Linked DNA regions of Homo sapiens: region 1 is linked to region 2. The links are chromatin contacts, found by Hi-C or POLR2A ChIA-PET in ENCODE. All regions are on one chromosome and are shown on one strand. Each heading gives the region's core, a stretch centred on a gene start or an enhancer-like site at or near the end of the contact. The rest is flanking DNA. Distances are from core to core; before and after follow the strand shown. Region 1 has its middle 34 kb from the start of BMNCR. Region 2 overlaps BTG2 (BTG anti-proliferation factor 2).

Region 1 (5,494 bases), core at 909-3,408, 130 kb after region 2:
CACAAGTGGGTAATTTGAGTAATATACAAGGCTCTCTTAGTTGAATGGCAATTAAGTAGCAGAATCAGGATTTGAACTCAGGTTTGACACAAATATCCATGGTCTTTCTACCAGGCTCCTTCTTGGGAATGGGCAGTTGGAGGATTCTTACTGGTGGTAGAGGAAGCTGAAATGGTATAATGGAGAGAAGACTGAACCTCAAAGACCAAGGTCAAACAACTGGATCCAACAAGTAAATGATGTCCTGTGACCTTGGACAAATAATTTCCATATCACAGTCTCAGTTTCCCATCTTATAAAGTGAGGGTGGGGGCTAGATGCTCTCTAAAGCCTTTTCCACCTCTGAGCATATGGAATTTAGCTGGAAACTGACTTCCCATTTACTACTGTAGCTTCTCATTTCCTACTGCTGGTATTATGTAATCTTCTGGGCATAAGCTCTAGGTGTGAGAACCGTTCCTGCAGCCTGTTCAAGATTGAAGTCAAGACTGGAAATTATAATGACATTGCCTTAAGTGAGTTTGATCAATGAATAAGTAGTTAACCAAATAAAGAAATAATTCTTTATTAAGCCTCCCATGTGCCCGGTGTGATGTTTAACTGATAATACAAAGGAGAATTGGACTTGATTCTTCAGCTCCAAGGAATTTACAGGCTAATCAGAAATCCACACCCACAAAGGATGTTTGCCAAGTGTGATCAGAAATCACTAACATCTTATGGAAAAGCTTTGAAAGCCATGGCTGCATCAGCCTGCCTCTCCCACTTAGAGACGGGAAAGTTTATGTGAGCCAGGGTCGAGGCTGTTTGGGACTGTGTGATCTCTGTTTTGACGGCTGTGCTTTGCCTCCCTTGATGCTGGCTGCCTCTCACACATTGCTGAAGCCGTAGTTAATTGTCTCTGACTGTAATCGATCATCTCGGAGTGGGGAATCTGGTGCACTGGAACATGACCAGTCTAGGACCATGACCATGGTTCAGTCTAGGACCTGTCTAGGGGGAGACAGACCAGGAATAACAATTCATGGGGATGGCATGAGCATGCGGCAAGCAGAGAGAGGCATGTTGCACTTAGGAACAGTGACCAACCTGACTTCAGAAGGTGAGGTCCTCGCAGGAGAGACCACTGGTGTCAGGAGAGATCAATGGTGTCAGGAGGAGCTGGAGAGACAGGGAGAGGTACAGGTGGAGGCCTTCCTGGCAGAGGGGAGGAGAGTTGTTCACAGGCCTGGAGGAGAGAGAGCAAGGGTCTTGTCCCATGGATTGCAAATAAATGCTTGAGTCAGCTGGAATAGAGGACCAGGGTGCTGTGGGAAGAGGCAGTAATGAAGGGTGGGCAGAGCCAGATGAGAAGGATCTTGCGAGTGAACCGGGGGGCCTGGCTTTATCCTGAGAGTAACAAAGGAGCTGTTCCCCATGCTCCTGTCTAGAACAGCCTACTGTGGACTGTCCCCTTCCTTACCTCTCCTTTTAGGGCTCTCTGCCGCACAGGATACATTCCTTTCTACTTGGCCTGGTCAAATTCCACCCATCCTCTCTGGGCCCTGTTCAGATTTTCTTTCCTCCAGAAAGCCTTCCTAAACTACCTCATTCCACTAATTCACTCAACAAATGTGTACTGAGCTCCTCCAGCAGGCCAGGCACTGTGCTAGGTGGGCCCACCCTCAGGCAGCTTGCAGGGTGCAGTGGTGCACAACCCTCACTGACATTGCCTCCTGTGATCTCTTCCACGTGCCCAGCCAAGGTGGCTGTCAAGGACACATCCATAAGCAGTCTCCTCTGTCCTCAATAGACAGCTCTTCTTCATCTCTGCATTCTGGGGCTGGCTGGCACAGTGCTGGGCACGTGGGGGTCCTCAGCCCATATTTTAGAGATGTCTGGATTTCCAGCAACATTAAACTGAGTGGAAATTTCTCCCAGCTGACACCCACTCCTTTCCCTATTCTCCCTCTGCAGAGAAGAGAGACGGAAGCTCCAGCAGAACCTTTAGCACCAGGATGCAGAAAGAGAATGAGAAAGAGGGATGGGAGGGGAGGAAATGCCTGGGCTGTGTGCCAGCCCCGCATGCCTTGAGCCAAGCTGGGAGTTCGTGGTCCTCTGTGCTCTGGAATGTGACAGGGGCTTGCCAGGGCATCGTGGAGTGGCTCCTCTGCAAGCCACTCACTCCTCACCCTGGACAGAGCTGTGCTGGCAGCTCCTCCTGGGCCTTCCTTGAAGTGCACGGGTGCCCCACGGTGGACAGAAAGCAGGCCGTGATCTCACTCCTCCTGAAGGCTTTTGTCCCATTAACTAAAGGGCTCAGAAGCCTTTGTCCCCATAGGGTGTTGTTCCTTCCCTTGCATGGAGGTGAGCCTTGGGCTCCATGGTGTAAGAATCCCATGTTAAAGCCCTTTCTCTGACATGTGACCTGGGCTCTCTGGGTTTTTGCCTGACAGCGTGGTACACTCGTCCTCAGGTCAGCCCTGGGTCCCTGTGTCATCCTCTGCCAAATCAGGCAGACACCCACCCCCTTCTCATGGGCGTATCTTGCCCAGTGCAACTTTAAGAACAGAATTCAACTCTTCTGAGATTAGTCTAAATGCCCAGATTGGGGCTGGGGCATCCTGTGAAATTCTTCCACCTTCAGGACCCACTCACTGTCTCCAGAGACGGTCCCTGCTCTAGGCAGAGGCATGGAGAGCAGAGGCAAAGGGAACGGAGGCCAAGGAGCCACAGAGGCTAAGGTGAAGGGCTGAGGCGCAAGGCTGCAGGAGGAGTGGGGTTCTCCCTGACTGAGGCAGAGCCCTGGAATGCTGTGGAATGCAGGAGCCTACATCTTTACATTTTATTTTTTGTTTTTTCCTGAATAACCAGCTATGTGTAGCTGCTGGAAAGACACGGGTGTTCACCCCCCAGAAGCCCTGGGATGGGCAGTTCTATCCCTCTTGGCTCATCTCTGAGCTGTCTGCTGGTCCCTCACCTTCTAGGGCATGAGCCTCCTGGAGGGACACTGCCGGTACCCTACCAAGGAGGCTAAGCTGGAGCGAGAGACAGAGATGCAGCAGGGGAAAACAGCTCCAGCGAGCAGTAACCAAACCGGGAAAGGCCAGGAGGACACAGGATTAGAGACAAGGAGGATGGAGGAAAAAGGCAGCTTGGAGGGATCAAAGGATAAGGGACAGTCCGAGGGCAGGGAAAGTGAGCAGGGGCTATATTTATCCACCAGAGAGAAGGAAGCCTGCAGGCCCTTCCTGAGATCCACGAGCTAGGGGCTGGATTAGGGGCTTCTCATTTCATTTCATTTTCAGTGACACATTCCGCTTAATCCTCATCGCAGCAAGGATCCATGCTGCTGTTACAAGAATCTCGGCCTCTGTAAGGAGTTCAAGTAATTTGCTTGAGTATCCAAGACTAAAGTGATGGAGTGGGGATTTGAATCCAGGTCTGTGTGATTCCAAATGGTCCCTAACCCTCTGTCAGCAGCTTACCTGAGAGAGAGGAGGCTGGATCCACTAGTGGAGACAAGAGAACTTGAGCTCCAGAATTCTAGAATTTTAAGACTGACATCGGGGTCCCCTATACCAGCTCTAGCTCCAGGAGAAATTAGATGCAGTGAGAATAATGTTATGTTTCAGTTAGGTAGCCAATTAATTTTGAGAGGAAGTTAGAAAACCAACCAACCTCTCTCCTCCTCCTTCTTTCCTATCCTCCCTGCCTTCCTCCTTCTATTCCTCTCTCCCACCTTCCTTCCCTGCCTCCCTTCTTCTCTCCCTCTAAATTATTTATGGAGCAATTACATGTCAGGCATGATGTAAAGTCTGAAGAACAAACATGAATAAGGGCCAGTCCGTGCTCTTGGGGAACTCACAATCCCTTGGAATATTTCAGGAACCCGAAGCAGCTCTTTACGCGCCCCTCTCTATCAGTTGTTTTTTCCTTCCTGTCTTTACTTCTGTACTTCTGCGTCCACTATCAGGCCCAGCAAACCTCTTCTCCCTCCAGCCCCAGATCCCTCTGTTTTGAGAAGGGGAAGGTCAAGCTCTTGACAAGCCCCTCCCGTCCCGGGGCTACACTAGAGTGGGCAGTGATGCCACAAACAAGGCTTCTAAAAGCCCCGAGCCTTTGAGCTCCTTGCACTCATCTGGACGCAGCTGGGCCCGGGACAGCCCAAATTCTGCAGGTCATAAGTCACGCTGACTTCCAATTCTGGAACAAATGAACAGTTCCTTGGCTTCCATCCTCTTCCCCTCATAGCCACTGACCGACTGTCTCATATGCCCAGAGCCACCCACCACACCCCATTCCTCTCTGCTACTCATTGCAGAGACACTTAGAGCCCCATCACCCACATGGTCCAGTCTCAAAGTGGTTGTCACCAAATAAACTCAGTCCAGCAACCAAAAAATATTTCAGAAAAACTCAAGTTATTGGTACACCTTCTCTGATGCAATGAAGAGGATGGGGTAGGCCAGAACAGTACTTCTCAAGGTCCTAATTTTTCTCTCCCATTTATTTCTGTACATATCAGATCTGATCTGGCACCTCTCCTTTCCAAAACTCCCACCTCCCAAACTCCTTTTCCAGCTCTAACCACACACGCTTTCTCCTTCTTTTCTCCCTTTTCCTCCTGATTCTGCAACACAAAAGCCCTGCATATACAACCTGGCTAGGCAAGACCCTCCCTGGAGAGAGGAAAGGAAACGATGACTGAGTATCCTCTTTCCTAGGCAGGAAAGAGGGAAATGGCCAGAAACCCTCAGATAGTCATGTTGTTTCCCCATCATAATTGCTGTCACTCCAGGGAGCTCTTCCAGATCACTCAAAGCCCCAACTGGGCAGAACAATTTTTGGACAAAGTGACCATATATCTTATATACTATTGTAGTCAGCCCTGATTCAAATATTTTGTCCCAATTCCAAGCTACAATGGTCTACTATTAGTCAATTGTCCCGATTCTGAGTTGGAAAGATATGGTCAGCATATCCCTGACCGACCCTTCTTGCTAGTGTATTCTGACTGGATTAAATACTTACCGTATGCTGTTGATTGTGTTAATGTCTGCTTGGTCACCTAGAGACTCTAGGTTCCTGGAGCCCCCAAACTGGGTCTATTCTCATTTTGTCCTAAGCCTCAGGAATAGGTCTATATTAGCTGAAGCTACATAACAATTACCTTGAATATTAATGACTTAAAACAACAATAATCATGGACTGTCTCACATTGTTTCTATGGATCAGGAATCAGAGTGGCTTGGCTGGGTGGTTCTGGCTTGGGCATTCAAACGAAGATGTAGTCAAAATGTCAGCCAAAACTGCAGTGTCTAAAAGTTTGACTGGGGCTGGAGGATCCACTTCCAAGGCTGCCTACTCACATGGCTGGCAAGTTGGCACTGGCTGTTGGGAGAAGGCTTTGGTTCCTCTTCAAGTGTATCTCTCCATGTGGCATGGGCCTCCTTGCAACATAGTGGCTGGGTTCCAAAGGTGAGCATCTGGAGACAGAGAGCCAGCCAGAAGC
Region 2 (6,201 bases), core at 748-3,247:
TGCCTGGACTTAAACAATACTATGTTATCTTTTCTTTTATTTTTCTAATGAGGTCCTGGGCAGAGAGTGAAAAGGCCTCTCCTGATTCCTACTGTCCTAAGCTGCTTTTCTTGAAATCATGACTTGTTTCTAATTCTACCCTCAGGGGCCTGTAGATGTTGCTTTCCAGCCAGGAATCTAAAGCTTTGGGTTTTCTGAGGGGGGGGAGGAGGGAACTGGAGGTTATTGGGGTTAGGATGGAAGGGAACTCTGCACAAAACCTTTGCTTTGCTAGTGCTGCTTTGTGTGTATGTGTGGCAAATAATTTGGGGGTGATTTGCAATGAAATTTTGGGACCCAAAGAGTATCCACTGGGGATGTTTTTTGGCCAAAACTCTTCCTTTTGGAACCACATGAAAGTCTTGATGCTGCTGCCATGATCCCTTTGAGAGGTGGCTCAAAAGCTACAGGGAACTCCAGGTCCTTTATTACTGCCTTCTTTTCAAAAGCACAACTCTCCTCTAACCCTCCCCTCCCCCTTCCCTTCTGGTCGGGTCATAGAGCTACCGTATTTTCTAGGACAAGAGTTCTCAGTCACTGTGCAATATGCCCCCTGGGTCCCAGGAGGGTCTGGAGGAAAACTGGCTATCAGAACCTCCTGATGCCCTGGTGGGCTTAGGGAACCATCTCTCCTGCTCTCCTTGGGATGATGGCTGGCTAGTCAGCCTTGCATGTATTCCTTGGCTGAATGGGAGAGTGCCCCATGTTCTGCAAGACTACTTGGTATTCTTGTAGGGCCGACACTAAATAAAAGCCAAACCTTGGGCACTGTTTTTTCTCCCTGGTGCTCAGAGCACCTGTGGGAAAGGTTGCTGTCTGTCTCAGTACAATCCAAATTTGTCGTAGACTTGTGCAATATATACTGTTGTGGGTTGGAGAAAAGTGGAAAGCTACACTGGGAAGAAACTCCCTTCCTTCAATTTCTCAGTGACATTGATGAGGGGTCCTCAAAAGACCTCGAGTTTCCCAAACCGAATCACCTTAAGAAGGACAGGGCTAGGGCATTTGGCCAGGATGGCCACCCTCCTGCTGTTGCCCCTTAGTGAGGAATCTTCACCCCACTTCCTCTACCCCCAGGTTCTCCTCCCCACAGCCAGTCCCCTTTCCTGGATTTCTAAACTGCTCAATTTTGACTCAAAGGTGCTATTTACCAAACACTCTCCCTACCCATTCCTGCCAGCTCTGCCTCCTTTTCAACTCTCCACATTTTGTATTGCCTTCCCAGACCTGCTTCCAGTCTTTATTGCTTTAAAGTTCACTTTGGGCCCACAGACCCAAGAGCTAATTTTCTGGTTTGTGGGTTGAAACAAAGCTGTGAATCACTGCAGGCTGTGTTCTTGCATCTTGTCTGCAAACAGGTCCCTGCCTTTTTAGAAGCAGCCTCATGGTCTCATGCTTAATCTTGTCTCTCTTCTCTTCTTTATGATGTTCACTTTAAAAACAACAAAACCCCTGAGCTGGACTGTTGAGCAGGCCTGTCTCTCCTATTAAGTAAAAATAAATAGTAGTAGTATGTTTGTAAGCTATTCTGACAGAAAAGACAAAGGTTACTAATTGTATGATAGTGTTTTTATATGGAAGAATGTACAGCTTATGGACAAATGTACACCTTTTTGTTACTTTAATAAAAATGTAGTAGGATAAACTTGTGTGGTGTAGAGAAGTTAAAATCCTCACGTTGTACATTTGTGTTTCCCTTTCAGATCCAAATCCTTTCTTTGTGTTTAATAGTATTTCTCCTCACTTGCACTCAGACAATCTATAGCATGTGGGTGGTATAAAAGAAAAATCTGGTTGTATGGCTGGGCCATTTCCAAGCATCCCCTCTTTCCTGGAAAGTAGCTCCTTACTTCCCTCCGTTTTGTTTGTTTGTTTGTTTGTTTTGAGACAGTTTTGTCACTCAGGCTGGAGTGCAGTGGTGCAATCTCAGCTCATTGCAACCTCTGCCTCCTGGGCTCAAATAATTCTCCCACCTCTGCCTCTTGAGTAGCTGAGATTGCAGGCATGTGCCATCAGGCCCAGCTGATTTTTGTATTTTTTGTAGGGACGGGGTTTTGCCATGTTGTCCAGGCTGGTCTCAAACTCCTAAGTTCAAGTGATCCCCCTGCCTCTGCCTCCGAAAGTGCTGGGATTACAGGCGTGAGCCACCGCGCCCAACCTACTTCCACCTTTAATGAGGATTCTAATTTCCCTGTGAAGATGCTAGAAGTAACAGGGTTCTAGTCTGAACATTCCCTAGTCTAGCCAGATCTCCATCTTATGCATCTTGTTTTTGATAGTCGTTCATTTCATTCATTCATTCATTCAGTCAGTTATTCATTTAGCAAGCATGTATTGTCAGTAAGTGCTAGGCACTGAACTTATTAAAAATCCTTGAGACACAGCCTGTCTCACAGACCAGGGTTTGGTAAGCAGCGGGTAATGAACTCCTTCCCAGGCTAAGGCAGGATTGTTGGCAATTCCCAGAAAAGGTGCTCTTGTCATCTCTGGGGCTGTCATTTGCTATCCACCATACTTGTCTTGTTAGACAAGAGCAGCTAGGCCTCAGGATCTATGCACTGGAGCTGAATGCCAATGCTACAGGTTAGCTAGAGAGCAGCTACTTCTGACAGCAAACACTGGAGTGAGAGCCAAAAGTTTGTTACCAATTTGTAACTCCCTTTGGTTACATGCAAGGAAATAACAGTTTTTATCTTCCCTGACTTTTGAGTTCTTTCCATGAGATTTTTGACACAAGCCCAGAGTTTCCCACTGAGGGCAAGTACATTCCCAGCCTGGTCTAGTTTTTTCTTGGCTGTAGGTGAGCTGTATTTATTTGTTTATTTATTTATTTCTTTTCTTTTCTTTTTTGAGACGTAGTCTCACTCGCTCTTGTCGTCCAGGCTGGAGTGCAGTAGTACGATCTTGGCTCACTGCAACCTCCGCCTTCCGGGTTCAAGTGATTCTCCTGCCTCAGCCTCTGGAGTAGCTGGGATTACAGATGCCTGCCACCATGCCTGGCTAATTTTTGTACTTTTAGTAGAGACGGGGTTTCACCATGTTAGCCAGGATGGTCTCGAACTCCTGACCTGAGGTGATCCACCCTCCTCGGCCTCCCAAAGTGCTGGGATTACAGGTGTGAGCCACCGCAGCTGGCGGTGACCTGTATTTAAACTAAACTTTACACATGTTGCTTCATATACAGTGACAACTCCCCCAACTTCATTTCTTACCTCCATGACCTTTATCAACAAACATACAGTTTTCCCTAGATGTGCTATGTTGGAAGTAGCCCAGGGAGGCTGTGTGTGCTATGCCTGTGTTGAGTGAGGAGGGTAGGGGAGCCAGGGATGGGGTTAGGGAAGGCCAGGTCATCTGTATCATAAATAGAATTTGGTTAAGACTCATTGTATCAAGGGGTTGTTACTGAAAGGAGTAGTCCCATTTTTATTTGTAGCTTCTGAAATAAATGTCCTAGACACTTGTTTAAAAAGACCTACTTTTTTGGATGTAAGGACAGGGTTAGTTAGGGTTGAGGAATTTTTGCCCACCCTCTTTTGAGTGTATGGTACAAAGTCAGCATCTATCTTCCTGATTCCTAAAAGGCCTAGCTCATGAAGGATATTTCCTTGTTTAGTGGAAAGCCTGAAATTCGGGGAAGGTTGTCTGGAGACTGAGGGGACCCTTCACCCACGTGTGTCTTCAAGTCAGGGAAGCCACAGCATGGCAGATTCACCTCAGGGCCACTCTCGGCTGTTGGTAAACTAGTAGTCCCTCAATTTACATGAGAGGGTTCTGTGGTCAAGCAATGTGTTTTCTTTTTTGATATGAACCAATTTCAGTAGAACTGGAGCATACCCATTGGCTACCTGGGGTTACAGGGGCTCTGGCCTGAAATTGCTTGAAGAGTTGCAGTTGGTGGCTTTCATGTGTTCAGGGACTAGGCATTGGTTGGTCTGTTCTGCTTCCATCTTCTCCACTTGGTAAGCAGTGCCAGCCTGGGAGACCTGTGGTCAGTCAGCTGTTTTTGAATGATAATGCACCTCCCCAGAGAGTGTAGACAAGGCTCTGCATGCTGCAGATTAAGAGCCCATCCTGGATCCTGATAAGGAGTTCTGGGTGGAGGAGTCCTTGGTGCTGCAACAAACAAGTCCCAGGAGGAAGAAACCCACTTCTGTAGGCCTGACTCCTGTAAGGAGCCTTTGGTAAGGAAGGTGAGGACTCAGGTGTCCTGGCTTCCAGGCCAACACAGCATCCCTGGCCCAACAAAGATTGGTGCAACAGAAAGAGTTCTGGACTGGGAGGAAGAATGTATGGGTTGTGGTCCTGGTACTTCTTAACTAGCCATGTGAGTCTGGACAAGCTCCTCAGCTTTTCTGTCTTAAAAATTAGGGAGTTGGCTGGGTGCAGTGGCTCATGCCTGTAATCCCAGCACTTTGGGAGGCCGAGGCAGATGGATCACTTGAGGCCAAGAGCTCAAGACCAGCCTGGCCAACATGGTGAAACCCTGTCTCTACTAAAAATACAAAAATTAGTCAGGTGTAGTGGTGCGTGCCTGTAGTCCCAGCTACTTGGGAGGCTGAGGCAACAGAATCACTTGAACCCGGGAGGCAGAGGTTGTAGTAGCCGAGATTGAGCCACTGCACTGTAGCCTGGGCGACAAAGCAAGACTCCGTCTTAAAAAACAAAAAAAAAAAACTGGGAATGGTGGCTCATGCCTGTAATCTCAGCATTTTGGGAGGCTGAGGTGGGCGAATCACGAGGTCAGGAGTTCGAGACCAGCCCGGCCAACATGGTGAAACCCCGTCTCTACTAAAAATACAAAAAATTAGCTGGGCATAGTGGCGGGTGCATGTAATCCCAGCTACTTGAGGCAGGAGAATCACTTGAACCCGGGAGGCCAAGGTTGCAGTAAGCCAAGATTGCGCCACTGCACTCACTCCAGCCCGGGCAACAGAGTGAGACGCCGTTTAAAAAAAAAAAAAAAAAAAAAAATTAGAGTTTTGGATTAAATGACCTACGTTCTTTTCTTTGGCTATTTATTTATTTATTTATTTATTGAGACAAGGTTGCACTCTGTTGCTCAGGCTGTAGTATAGTGGTATGATCACAGCTCACTGCGGCCTTCATCTCCGAGGCTCAGGTGATCCCCCTGCCTCAGCTTCCCAAGTAGCTGGGACTACAGGTGTGAGCCACCTCTCCTGGCTAATTTTTTGTTATTTTTTTTAGAGATGGGGTCTTGCTATGTTGCCTGGGCTGGTCTCAAACTCCTGGCGTCAAGTAATCCTCCTGTCTTAGCCTCCCAAACTGCTGGGATTACGGTTCTTGCCCAGCCTTTTTCAGCTTTTGATTCTAAATCATCCATCCCCATTATACTGCCAATCACTGGGGGGGCAAATTAGCACCATTATTATCATTATTTTCAATTAGTTGAACTGAAAGGTAAGGTAATTTGGGCTGAGAAGTACAGTAATTAATAATCTTTTGCTTGGGTCAGACTCCTGCCTGTTAAGGTTTCAGTTTGCAAACACTGTGAAGCAGTACTACAAAGAGGTTAGGAGCTCAGGCTCTGGTGTTAGGCTCCCTAGGGAGGTTTAATCTCAGCTCTACCACCCACCTATCCACTGTGCAACCTGGTGGCTAGTGACTTTAGCCAAGCCTCAATTTCCCCCTTTGTAAAATGGAATGAAGAATATAACCAACTTAAAAATGTTGTTACGAAGATTAAATGAGAGCCATAATCTACTTATAATTGTCCTGGCACAGGTAAGTACTCGATAAAAAGAGAATACTTGTTCTTTCTTTCTTTTTCTTTTCTTTTCTTTTTTTTTTTTTTGAAACAGAGTTTCGTTCTTGTTGCTCAGGCTGGAGTGCAGTGGCATGATCTCTGGTCACTGCAACCTCTGCCACCTCGGTTCAAGAGATTCTCCTGCCTCACATGGGCAAGGACTTCATGACCAAAACACAAAAAGCAATGGCAACAAAAACCAAAATAGACAAATGGGATCTAATTAAACTAAAGAGCTTCTGCACAGCGAAAGAAACTACCATCAGAGTGAACAGGCAACCTACAGAATGGGAGAAAATTTTTGCAATCTACTCATGTGACAAAGGGCTAATATCCAGAATCTACAAAGAACTCAAACAAATTTACAAGAAAAAACCCCATCAAAAAGTGGGCAA

What was found. Hi-C counts contacts between places; a loop is a spot of excess contacts on that map. ChIA-PET counts read pairs that join two places held with the same protein, here RNA polymerase II (POLR2A). Pooled maps may share reads with other maps.
Region 1: a pooled map shows a loop between it and region 2 (2.3-fold over the local background). The contact joins two enhancer-like sites. A Hi-C loop is called at or near these places in 3 of 50 pooled maps. POLR2A ChIA-PET finds 5 or more read pairs at or near these places in 6 of 52 experiments (A549, AG04449, BJ and 3 more).

Annotation. Positions count from the first base shown.
Region 1 is chr1:203,438,818-203,444,311 of GRCh38, forward strand. No RefSeq gene overlaps it. Among named protein-coding and RNA genes, the nearest start is that of BMNCR, 34 kb to the left of the region's middle. RefSeq lists an enhancer at 2,122-2,331. Within about 2 kb of position 2,159, at least 10 of the 41 ENCODE cell types and tissues checked have a DNase peak (open chromatin) inside an H3K27ac peak, as active enhancers do.
Region 2 is chr1:203,307,919-203,314,119 of GRCh38, forward strand. It overlaps BTG2 (BTG anti-proliferation factor 2), which reads left to right. Exons shown (of 2, transcript NM_006763.3): 2 at 1-1,684. Among named protein-coding and RNA genes, the nearest start is that of BTG2, 5.5 kb to the left of the region's middle. RefSeq lists an enhancer at 1-763 and a cis regulatory region at 3,767-4,362. Within about 2 kb of position 1,998, at least 3 of the 41 ENCODE cell types and tissues checked have a DNase peak (open chromatin) inside an H3K27ac peak, as active enhancers do.